2 separate regions of the Homo sapiens genome follow, and region 1 is linked to region 2. Evidence: chromatin contacts called from ENCODE Hi-C or POLR2A ChIA-PET data. All regions are on one chromosome and are shown on one strand. The core of a region is the stretch at or near the end of the contact, and the rest is flanking DNA. Distances in the headings are between cores, read along the strand shown. Region 1 holds the start of CD63 (CD63 molecule). Region 2 holds the start of TNS2 (tensin 2).

What was found. Hi-C counts contacts between places; a loop is a spot of excess contacts on that map. ChIA-PET counts read pairs that join two places held with the same protein, here RNA polymerase II (POLR2A). Pooled maps may share reads with other maps.
Region 1: a map of ascending aorta shows a loop between it and region 2 (6-fold over the local background). The contact joins the promoter of CD63 here to the promoter of TNS2 in region 2. A Hi-C loop is called at or near these places in 1 of 168 maps with a recorded cell type or tissue (ascending aorta) and 4 of 50 pooled maps. POLR2A ChIA-PET finds 5 or more read pairs at or near these places in 1 of 52 experiments (CD4-positive, alpha-beta T cell).

The regions. Positions count from the first base shown.
Region 1 is chr12:55,727,759-55,733,356 of GRCh38, forward strand. It overlaps CD63 (CD63 molecule), which reads right to left and starts at 1,251. Exons shown (of 8, transcript NM_001780.6): 1 at 1,195-1,251; 2 at 518-594. The coding sequence starts at 583. CD63-AS1 (CD63 antisense RNA 1) reads left to right here and starts at 1,336. Exons shown (of 2, transcript NR_183514.1): 1 at 1,336-1,597; 2 at 1,904-3,094. RefSeq lists silencers at 648-947, 1,218-1,597 and an enhancer at 1,077-1,683.
Region 2 is chr12:53,046,669-53,052,377 of GRCh38, forward strand. TNS2 (tensin 2) reads left to right here and starts at 3,397. Exons shown (of 29, transcript NM_170754.4): 1 at 3,397-3,592; 2 at 5,187-5,295. The coding sequence starts at 3,518. The region is part of intron 2 of TNS2-AS1 (TNS2 antisense RNA 1); the gene reads right to left. RefSeq lists enhancers at 1-15, 713-1,557, 1,558-2,401 and silencers at 526-595, 666-1,255.

The DNA of each region.
Region 1 (5,598 bases), core at 1-2,500, 2.7 Mb after region 2:
GGAAAAGGGAGCAAGAGTGATGTGTCCCTCCCTAGACAAACAGTAGCCTCTCAAGCCAGGAGCCCAGGGCAGGAGCAAATTGAAGTGGGCAGAGCCCTTCCTCACCCCCAAGCGCTGGGAGGAGGGAAAGGGGGAGAGGGGCTGGACAGGGATGAGAGGGTTGGGGAGGGAGAGAGGGGAGAAGGGAGAGCGAAGGGAAGCCCCATGGCGATAGCATCAGGCGGTTGGCTGGTTGCCCCACTGCCCCATATCACAAGTGGTTGGGTCACCAGACAGGAAGGGCCAGGAGGGATGGGGGTAGGGGTTGCTGCACACCCAGGATGGCCATTCTCGGTGGAAACAAGCCTCAGGTGTCCAGGAAAACTGGAGGAGGGAGTGGCTGCGCTGTCTTTCCCTGGCTTTCTTTCCACATCTGGTCTCCAGCTGCCTTAATTCTCATTCCCTCAGCCCTCACCACTGTGGAGCCAGGTCTCCCCGCACCCTGCCGGCGCGCCCCCCAGGACCCCTCGCCACTCACGCAAAAGGCCAGCAGGAGGACGTAGAGCAAGAACTTCACACATTTCATTCCTCCTTCCACCGCCATGGCTGCCGGGCCTGGGGCAGAGGGGAGGGCGGGGGGATTAAAACTGGCCGAAGGGGGACCTCGGTTTCCGGGCTCCCGGCCGGCCCTCGAGGGCTTCCCTTCACGGCCCCGATTCCCGGCCCCTCCCACCCGGAAACCCGCGGTCGGATCCACGTCTCCCAGCCCCCTCTTTACCCGCAGGAGAGGGGTGGGGGCGACGGCCGCGAAGCCCGGACCCCGCCCCGCCGCCTCTGGGGCCCAGGACAGATCCAAGGGCGCCGGCAGGGGCTTGAGCCTGACGCCGACCCTCGGCCCGCCAGTCTCCGGGCGTCAAACACCCTTTCCCCACCCAACACCCAGCCTGGAGAAACGGTCTTCAGCCCAACCCCGACCCCCGCCCCAGCCCCTTTCCCCTGGGCTCTGACCTCCCCGCCCACCAAAAAAAAAAAAAGTGCAGCCAGCACCCCCGCCACACCCTGCCCGGGCCCAGGGAACTTCGAAGCAAAGTTGCTCCAGGGCGGCTGGAGAGCGCCGGACGAGTCTCCGCGGGCCTGGGGCGAGCCCTGGAGGAAGGGACTGCGGGTGGTCTCTCCCAGCCCGCGCCGAAGTCCGCCGGGTCCCCGCGGCCTCACCTGGGCTTCCCAAGGCTGGCTGCGCGTTCCTCTCCCGCCGCGGCTCCGGGGCTCTCTAGCTGCGCCCCCCGGCTCCCGCCCCGCCTGCCGCGCGGCCCCGCCCCGGGCTCCAGCCACGGTCCCCTCCCCCGCCGAGTGGCCGCCGGCCTCCCTCATGTGACGCGGTAACAGCTGCGGCCTGAGTCACTGGGCCCGGCGCGGGGTGGGCCGAGCCCCCCGCCCGGCCAGGGCCACGTGGCCCCTACCCGGAAGAAGGCGCCCACCCCCGCAAAGGGAAAGCCGCAAGGGCAAGACCTCGGGGCGCCTGGGGCCCCCCTCTGGCGCTATACCTCCGTGCCAACTCGGGGTAGGAGAGCGGGGCGGAGCGCAGCCTGGGTCACTCTGGTTCAGAGAAGCGGACGAGGTGGGTGAGAGTTACCCTCTGAGCGCCGGGGCGGAGAGCTGAGGCCGGGTGACAATGTGGTCTGTGAGGTTTCCCCATCCTACCGTAGGGGATGAGCCAGCTCTCTCCTCTGGCTCCAACTCTGTGCAAGCCCCCTCCCCATCCGACTGTGCAGACAGCTGGGGACTGCCTGGGGTCGGGTGGGGCCAGAACAAACACTTCCAGAAAGTCCCTGGCTCACATCCTGGGTGTCTCCCAACATTCTACAGCATTCTAGAGTGGGGATTTCTGGCCCCCCTCTATTAGCACAGCTTCTCCATTTTCCAGGGATCCTAGTCTGAGAAAAGGGGAGGAAGCCCTTCCCCGAAGCCACGCTACCCAGTCAATCAAGACACGTCCGCGTCGGGTCCCGCCCTCTGGGGGAGGATTGACAAGGTCTGTGCTTCCAGCCTCCCAGACAGCTCCTGCATCCGTCTGTGATAGCGAGGGCTTGGGGGAAGACACGAAGGCAGGAGAGGCTTACATCCTCTGGATTTCCCCGTCTTATCCCAGAAGACAAAGCCAGGTGAGGGCTGGAAGCGGGCTAGGGGGATCAAGCTGCCTCCCTCCCTTGTGTGCCAGGGGTGGTCCCCAGAAGGAGCTGATCTGAACAGGCCGGAGAGTAGGACCGGCCGTCACACCCCCACACCTCCAGCCTCGGCCCCACTCCTTGGGCTCTTAAGGTCCTGCCTCAAGAACCACTTCCTGAGTCTTAGTGTATGTGTGTACACAAAGAATGAAAGAAGTCTCTAGAGCTAAAGGAAGGAGATCCGGGCTGGGCTGAGAAGCATCTTCCAGGATCACGGCCTTCCCGCGGGACACACCAAGCCCATTCCGGATCTTGCTCTTCCTGACCATGGCTGGCAGGCTGTGGAGGAGGAGCGGAGAGCAGAAGAAAGGAGTATTCATCAGGTTCCTTATTGTGCTGCCACTAGATGCCAGGCATGTGCTAGGCTTGGGGGCTGCAAGGAGAGGAAGACAGCGGCCCTGCCCTCTGCTAGCAGGCAGAACCGAGTTCTGGCCACACTGTGAAGAAAGGCAGAAGCCTGCGGTGGCAGCTGGTTAAGCTCAGAGGGAGGGAAAGGGAGAGGAGAATGGATTTCACGGAGCAGAAGGATGTGCTCAAGGTGACCTTGGAGAATAAAGGGGAGAGCTCCAGGGACAGAGAAGCAGTCGACTGTGGAAAAAAAAGGAGCATTTTGTAAAGTACATGGCAGGTTGGGGTTGGCTGGCTCAAAGGGCTTGGGACGGATGTGGTGAGATGGGCTGAAGGTGGTCTGAAGATCAAGATTGAGAGACTAGATACATAACAACCAACTGCAATGTTTGGTCCTTCATTGAATGGTTGAACAAACCAGCTGTGAAAGACATTTTGGGACATACAGACATGGACTGAGAATTAGACATAAGAAAATTATTTTGTTAACTGTTATCATGGTTAACAAAACGGTCATATAATATGATTATGTAGAGAAGTTACTCTAGTTTTTCCTCTTTTTTTTTCTTTATTCTCCTATCAGCCAATGCATTTGTTACAGGAAAGGGGTCCCAATCCAGACCACAAGAGAGGGTTCTTGGATCTCATGCAAGAAAGATTCAGGGCGAGTCGCAGTGCAAAGTATAAGCAAGTTTATTAAGAAAGTAAAGTGGTGAAACAACAGCTGCTCCATAGACAGAGTAGGATGTTCCCCAAAGTAAGAGGAGGGGCTAGGCGCAGTGGCTCACCACACCTGTAATCCCAGCATTTTGGGAGGCCTAGGCAGGTGGATCACCTGAGGTCAGGAGTTCGAGACCAGCCTGGCCAACACGGTGAAACCCCGTCTCTACTAAAAATACAAAAAGTAGCTGGGCACAATGATGTGTGCCTGTAGTCCCAGCTACTCAGGAGGCTGAGGCAGGAGAATCACTTGAACCCAGGAGGCAGAGGTTGCAGTGAGCAGAGATCGTGTTGCTGCATGCCATCCTGGGCAACAAGAGTGAAACTCCGTCTCTCTTTTTTTTTTTTTTTTTTTTGAGACGGAGTCTCGCTCTGTCACCAGGGTGGAGTGCAGTGGTGCCATCTTGGCTCACTGCAACCTCCGCCTCCCGTGTTCAAGTGATTCTCCTGCCTCAGCCTCCCAAGTAGCTGGGACTACAGGCACGCACCACTACGCCCAGCTAATTTTTGTGTTTTTAGTAGAGATGGGGTTTCACCATATTGGCCAGGATGGTCTCCATCTATTGACCTCGTGATCCGCCCCCTCAGCCTTCCAAAGTGCTGGGATTACAGGCGTGAGCCACTGTGCCCGGCAAAACTCTGTCTCAAAAAAAAAAAGTAAGAGGAGGAACACATTCACCCTCGGTATAATGCTTGTATATATGGAGAGATGTGCTCTGCTACAAAAGTTTGTGATAAAGGATTAATTTTCTTAATTACTGTATTTTGTAAGAATCGATATTATCTTTTTTATTATTATTAATTTGTTTCCTTAACCATAAACATCTAGGTTTTTTGTTTTTGTTTTTGTTTTTGAGATGGAGTTTTGCTCTTGTTGCCCAGGCTGGAGTGCAGTGGCACAACTCACCACAACCTCTGCCTCCCAGGTTCAAGAGATTCTCCTGCCTCAGCCTCCTGAGTAGCCGGGATTACAGGCATGCGCCACCATGCCTGGATAATTTTGTATTTTTAGTAGAGCCGATATTGTGCCATTGCACTCCAGCCTGGGCAACAGAGCGAGACTCTGTCTCAAAGAAAAAGAAAGAAAGATGAAAATGTTGTGGAGATGGATGGTGCTGATGGTTGCACAATGTGTATGTACTCAATGTCCCTGAATTTTATGTTATATATATTTTACTACACACATACACACAAAGAATGGCCCACTTCTACAGCCTGGAAAGTTGACACAGAGCTCCATGTGTTTGCTGGGGTGCAGGATAGAGGGGCCTCTTAGTGGGAAGTGGCTGATCTCAGACCTGGCCCTTCACATCCTTCAGATCCCCCAGCACCTGTTCCAAGTGCCTGACATCCAGATATGCCACCAAGCCGTCCTGGCTGGCCCAGGCTGCTGCCTCTTGGTTGCCTGGCACCAGTTGGTGGTAGGTGTGCTGAGGCGGGGACCCTTGTCCCTCCACACCAAGCAAAGCCAGCTTTCCCTCCAGCTTCACCACGCCTCCACCTAGGCCCAGCGACACAGCATGGGGGCCACAGATGTCTCAAGCAAACCTGCAGCCTTCTGAGAGCATGTAGGCATCAGCCAGACCCAGTGCCATGCACAGCAGCTTGTAGCCTGCATCTAAGCACAGGAAAGGGTGAGGGGATATGAGGAGGGTGAGGGGATATGAGGAAGGTGAGGAAGAAAGAAGGGATCCAGAATCAAGGGAAAAGAACAGTTGAGGAGAGTTGGGAGAGGGGTGAGGAAAAACCGGAAAGTGAGAGACATAGAGGAGGGTGGGAGGCATGGGGAAGGATGGGGGAAGAGGAGGCAAAAATACATGAAGGATCAATGCTTCTTGGGCTTCAGTTTAAAAAACATTTTCTTTAATTTTTGAAAAATAGGTGTAAGAGAGGAGTGGGGAGAGGGAAGAGGAAGAGATAGGGATGGGAGGGAAGAAGGAAACAAGGATGCATCATCAAAGCCATCCCCCCACTGGGAGGGTAAGGAGAGTGGTGGATAAAATTCAAGGTCCAGAGGTTGGGTCTGAAATGGGGGCCTGAAATTTAAGTCCAGAGGCCTCAGCTTTGGATAAGGATAGAGGCACGGTGCTTGATGGCATCTCTCAGATCGCAGGGTGAAGGAGGGGCTGCACCTGCGCGTTTGCAGGTCCTGCTGGCAGAAAAGCTCATAGACCATCCCGCAGGGCTCTCCAGAGAGTAGGTTATATGCCCCAGCACCAGCACTGAGTGCAGCCCCCAGGGGAGTACTGTGCACGGGCTCCATGGCGACATCACCACTATGTATTTACTGGTTGGTGGAGACTGGGGAACACAAAGGAGTCTCCAG
Region 2 (5,709 bases), core at 2,147-4,646:
GTGTCTTCACCTGATTCAGGCGCCCGCCTGGGTAGGGGACGCTAGCACCACCAGGCTAAGCCACGGGTGGTCCTCTCAGGTCAGGCCCAAGCCCAGGCACACTCCTGTGGGGAGGGTAAGAGGCTGACGCTGCGCGGCAGTTCCCTGTCCCCTTGTTCCTAGTCCCTTCTAGACCTACGCCCACCGTTTCTTCTGCGTCTGTCTGGCTCGCGTGTTTCTTTCTGCCTGTGTCCCGCCGGGTCAGGCTCTCCCCGTCTCTCAGACTTTCCCGTCCCCGTGTCCTCCGCGGCCGTCTCTCTCCAACTCTCTCCCCCTCTCAGCCACTTCCTGTCTCCAGTATGTCCCTGGCGCGGCCCGGCTGGCCGTCTGCGCACCCTCTCTCCCCTCGGCTCTTTGTGAGTGTGGGTTCGCGGGAGAAGGTGGGGAGGAGAGGAGGCCGAGGGGTGGGGAGCTGGCGGAACGTGGGGATTGGAGCCGGGAGGGAGGAGGAGGAGGAGCGGGCTGCCACGGGCGCGGGCGCGGGCGCGGGGCGCGGCGGGGGCGGGAGGGAGCCCAGCCGAGCCCGGCCGCCCGCTCCCGCCACTGCCACCGCCTCCTCCTCCGCGTCCGCTCGGCGCGGGCACGGGCGGGATGGGCTGGCCCGGCGGCTCCCCCTGCTGCTGCCCCGCCCCGCCGCGCCCCCGCCCGGCCGGGCGCCCCCCGCAGGTGAGTGGCCGCGCCGCGCTGGGCGGGCGGCGGTCTCTGCGTCACGGCCGCGCGGGCAGTGCCAGGGGCGGGCGCCAGGGGGCGCGGGGCCGCCGGAGGTCGAGAGGGCGCGGGGCGCGGGGCGCGGCCCAGGGCTGGGGCCGGGGGCTCTGGCTGGCCGCGGAGAGCTGGGAGCAGCGGGAGGCCGGGACAGTGACTAGGGGGCGGGGCGCGGCCGCGGCCCTACTCGATCAGGCCGCCACGCCTTCCAGCACCCGGGGCGCACGGGGCCGCACGCCGTGCCACACACGCAGGCCCGGGACCCGGCAGCAGCTGGCAGCGGCGCTCGGGCCCCGGCCTGGCAGGGTGCGGGCGAACGTTTTCCTTTCCTGCTTCACATGTGGGACAGAGGCCGTAAGCGGGCACAGATGAGGCTGATTCGACTCGCCAGCCCCGCTCTGCGGCCCCCTCCAGTCTGCCCCCATCCTCCAGACCCTTCTGGGAACACCCCCAGAGCCGCCGCCCTCCCTCGCTCCTTCCCTGGGCCTTACCCCTCCTCCGCGGCGGCCGGGCTCCCAGCCTCCCTTCCAACCACAGCTATTTCCAGAAAGGGGGGTGTGGGTGGAGGGGTTTCTCCAAACAAACCCAAGACTTCGGAGAGAGAGGGGGCCCGGCTGGGGGAGAGGTTGACAGGCTCTGGAATGTTACAGGCGGGAGGAGGGTGAGGGTCCAAGAGGGTCTAGTGATGCCTTCCCAGCCCTCCTCAAGTGAGCTACTTTTCCCCTCGGGACTGGCTCATAGGGATCCCATCCCTGCTTCCCTTCCGAGGTGCGAGTGCCACAGGATGGGAGGGACTCACAGCCACAGTGGATCCTGACCACCCCACCCCTCACCGAGCTCACTGCTTGGGCACCTCCTTGCTGGGTCTGGGTGGGGAGTGTGAGACCAGTGAAGGTGAGAGGATGTCTGGGGACCTGTTCCAGGTGAGGGGACTTTCAGCCCCTATGGAGGCAGCAGGAGAGTGAAGCATGTAGAGGAGTCCTGGTCAGGGCCATGTGCCATAGGAGCAGAAGCTGGGACTGGACAGAAAAAAGCCACCCCCACTGCCCACCTTGTCACACTGCCCCATCTCCCCCAAGCAGGGCTGGGGGCTCGACAAGGCCAGGCCCGGTTGCCCACACTGGCCGGGGGCCTGGAATGTGCTGGGACACAGCCAGGCTGGCAGGATGGGGGTGGGTCACAGAGCCCGTGCTCCTCTCCAGTTACAGGCAGGGAGCCCAGGCCTGCCACACAGATGCCACCTTCTGGCCAGGATATCCTGGGGACACATTTCTTGGCCTGGAAAATTGGAGCTTCCAGGGAGAGGTGTCAGGCTAGGCCCAATCCAGTCAGGTCCTCGCAAGGGTCTCAAGTGGGCACCCACAGCAGGCCTCACCCCAGAGAATGCAGGATTCTTCATCCCAGGGAACCCATCCTGGTGGATATGAAGGAGCAGGAAGCAAGTAGAAGGGACTCCGTGGGAGAAGCCAGGGCTGGGGGAGTTGCCTGAGTACTGGGACATTCAATAAATACCATGCAAATGAGAGGGGCACATTTGCACATTCTTTCAAGTGACAGCTATAGCCTGTCCCAGGGGCTGCTGTCCACAGCTTGGGGCTGAAGACTCCCAGGCCATTAACCCCTTAGCTTTTAGGAAGATTACTCCCCCTTTTTCAAGGCCCCATCCACCTCCCTCCCTTGACTCCCAGGACGGGAAGTTGGCCATGTTCCCAGGAGGGAGGCCGGAGGCCCATGGATGGGGGTGGAGTATGTGTTGGGAGGGGGGACCTCCTGTCCAGTCCTCAGGCCCTGGGACAGCTGCTGAGGAAGGAGAGCAGACCCAGGAGAGCCATGAAGGTAGTACTCAGGCTTCGGGGTTGCCGCGGGGGGAGGGTGCAGCCCTTGGGTAGAGAGCCCAAGTTGCAGGGCTGGAAAGAGGGCTAGGGATCTGTGAGATCATGTCTGAAACAAAGCCAGGGAATGGGTGAGTGGGGGGCACTGTGTCAGGAGCAGAAACCTGGGGGCTTTCAGGAGAAGGGCCTCATATGCCTTAGGCTGTGGCAGGAGAATGGATTACTCCCCAAACCTGAGCAAAGCAGTCTTGTGGCTGGAACTTGGCCTTGCAAGGTGTATTGAGGGTAAAGGTGGGCGGTGCATGCTTTCCTTTTCCTACTTCATAACGAGTGAAACTGAGACAGGAAGGGGGCCCCCAGTCCCATTTTTACCTGACTCTCAGGACACACTCGGGATCCTGGGCCTGCCTGCTGGTAGTAGTTCCCAGCTCCACTCCCTCCCCAGCGGAAGTCCCTCGAGAGCTTGAGAGTTCAGGCTGGAGCCTGGCTGGGACACACTGTTCCCCACTTGCCCTTTAGCCCTGCCCCGAGACCAGAATTCTCACCCGGCCCCACCGGGGGTGGGGGCAGAATCTCAAGACCATGGATCCCTGCAGATCCCTGGAGAGTGTGGTGTCCCAGGTGTGGGACAACTCCAGAGTTGGGGGAGTAGGGGGAGCAAAAGATCACAGGCTGACACTCCCAGCAGGGTAGATCCTGGGAATCTGATCTCCTGGCCTCCCCCACATCCTCCCCCCTCCACTTCCTGGAGCAGCGACCTGCCCCCTTCCCGCCTGCACTTCCCTCCACTTCCAGGGCCGGGCTTCTCCTCACACCAGCCAGACAGCCTACCCTCCGCCCAGGGGAAGCGGCTGCCTCCGCCAGGCCGCTTCCAGGAAGCCCCGGGCCAGGCCCCAGCATTGTTCAGGCCCTGGGGCCAGCACCCCAGCCAGCCGAACACCATGAAGTCCAGCGGCCCTGTGGAGAGGCTGCTCAGAGCCCTGGGGAGGAGGGACAGCAGCCGGGCCGCAAGCAGGGTAGGAGTGCCCACCAGCTGGGCAAAAGAGGGGCAGGGGTGGAGGTGCGGGCAGTGGGGGAGGGGACCAGGAATCAGGCCAGGCCTTCTTCCCAATTTCAGCTTCCTCAGCCTTCTTCCCTGGCCCAGCATCCCCTCCGGAGTGGCCAGGGCTGTAGTGTGAGGGGATGTTTGGGTTAGAGTAGGTCCTGCTGTCTGTTTTGGCTCCTCTCACCTTCCCTGCTCTAGCCTGGGCCAACCCCAGGAGGTCCTGGCCCCCCAACATAAGCCCCAGGTGCCTCACTGCAGGACTTTGCCATGCGCTATCCAGGTATCCTCCAGCAGGCTCAGAGATCATCAGGCCCCTTCCCTGGCCCAGGGAAGTTTGAGGGAAATGGGGTGGCAGGGTGGAAAAAGAGAGAGGAGAGGGAGTCAGGAGTGCTTTGGAACTGGAGGTTTGCTTTCCACTGACAACATCCATATCTGCTGCTAATGCCAACATGCTCCCAAGTGTCTTAGTGGGTCCCACAAAGTTGATCCAGCCCAGAAGAGTTGCAGGGACAGTCAAGAAACCAGAGGTGCTGCCCACATCCCCATCACTCCCTTTCCCAACTTCCCAGCCTTGCCCCAAAAGCAGCAGCTCAGGACAACCTGAGATACTACTGTGATGGGTCCCCGGGAGGAGGACAGCAGGAGTCTGAACTCCAGAGGAGGGGGAATATGGGTAAAACAGAGAGATGGCAAGGAGACAAGCTGTCCCCAGACAGAGGATGGGAGGAGAGAACCCACAGTGGGAGGGGAAGGGACTGAGATAGGCCTGGGCCATAAGGGGGCATCCCAGGCTCCTGCCTCACTGCATCTCTGGGTCAGGAGGGGCTGAACAGGGAATCTGGTCCACTCCTTTCTCATTCAATGCGTGAATCCCAAGTGCCAGGGTGCAGGGGGTCGGGGGAGAACTCACAGCATCCAAAGCCAGCTAAACATCTCTCCCCAGTGACAGGCTTCTATCTGTTTCCCTCCAGCATGACCACCCCCATTACACAATTGCTGTCTGCTGCCTCAGTGCACAATGAGTAAACATGTTGTTCTGACCGTGGGGGAGGAGGGCATGTCAGCTGCCTGGAGCGTGGGGACAGCAGGAGCTAAAGGAGCAGGACTGGCTGAGGCCACTCCTGCCGGCTCAGTCTGGTGCTGCAGGACTGACATACAACACATATGTTTGGAACCTCCCTGCTCACTCTGCACACAGGTCTCCATGCGGGGAGGACAAGATGGGAAGAGTCAGGGAGTACCCTTACCACACCAGGGGGAAAGCCTGAGCATGGAGGCTTTTCCACAAGGGCATCACACACCAGGGCCATGTGAGGGGCCCAAGTGATCCCCTGGGGAGGAGCTGACCCAGCAAAGGTGACGCAAGGGGTCAGATTCCATGCACAGTTGAGGACAGGCCCCATGACCGCCCTGAAGCAGCTGTGGCCAAGTGCGTCCTACAAGTTTGAGGGCTTGATCTGGACGGAGAAAACCAGTGCAGTGCTAAGGCAAGGCTCCTGCCCAGTCCCGGAGATGGAGATGGGCCCACTGGGAACTCACACCTCTGTTTGTCCCTCCACCTTCAGCCTAGGAAAGCTGAGCCTCATAGCTTCCGGGAGAAGGTTTTCCGGAAGAAACCTCCAGTCTGTGCAGTATGTAAGGTGACCATCGATGGGACAGGCGTTTCGTGCAGAGGTGAGGCTCTCTGTCCTGTGACTCTGAGACCCTCCACCCAGTACCACTGTGTTGCACAACTCCAGCAGGCCAGCTCACACAATCTCAAATGTAATATGCTGCTCCTGGATTAGGCACAATGGCAGCTAAGAAGCAGCTGCCTCCCCCTTCAGATGGCCCTGGCTCCCCATGACAGACACCTCCCATAACCCAGGAGAGCCAGTACTCTCCATCACCTTCCCATCCTGACTTGTGACGGTAGTCTTCCTTCCCTCTCTTCCTCCTCACCTCCACCCACCCTGGAACGTTACCCCTGGCCTGGGCAGTAGTACCCCACTGCCACACTCTTCCCTCAAAACCTAGCCCTGCTCCTCTGCCCCAGCCAGCCCAGTCCAGGTGGGATCTTGGAAGTCCCAGGGTCTGGTTCCAGGGTCT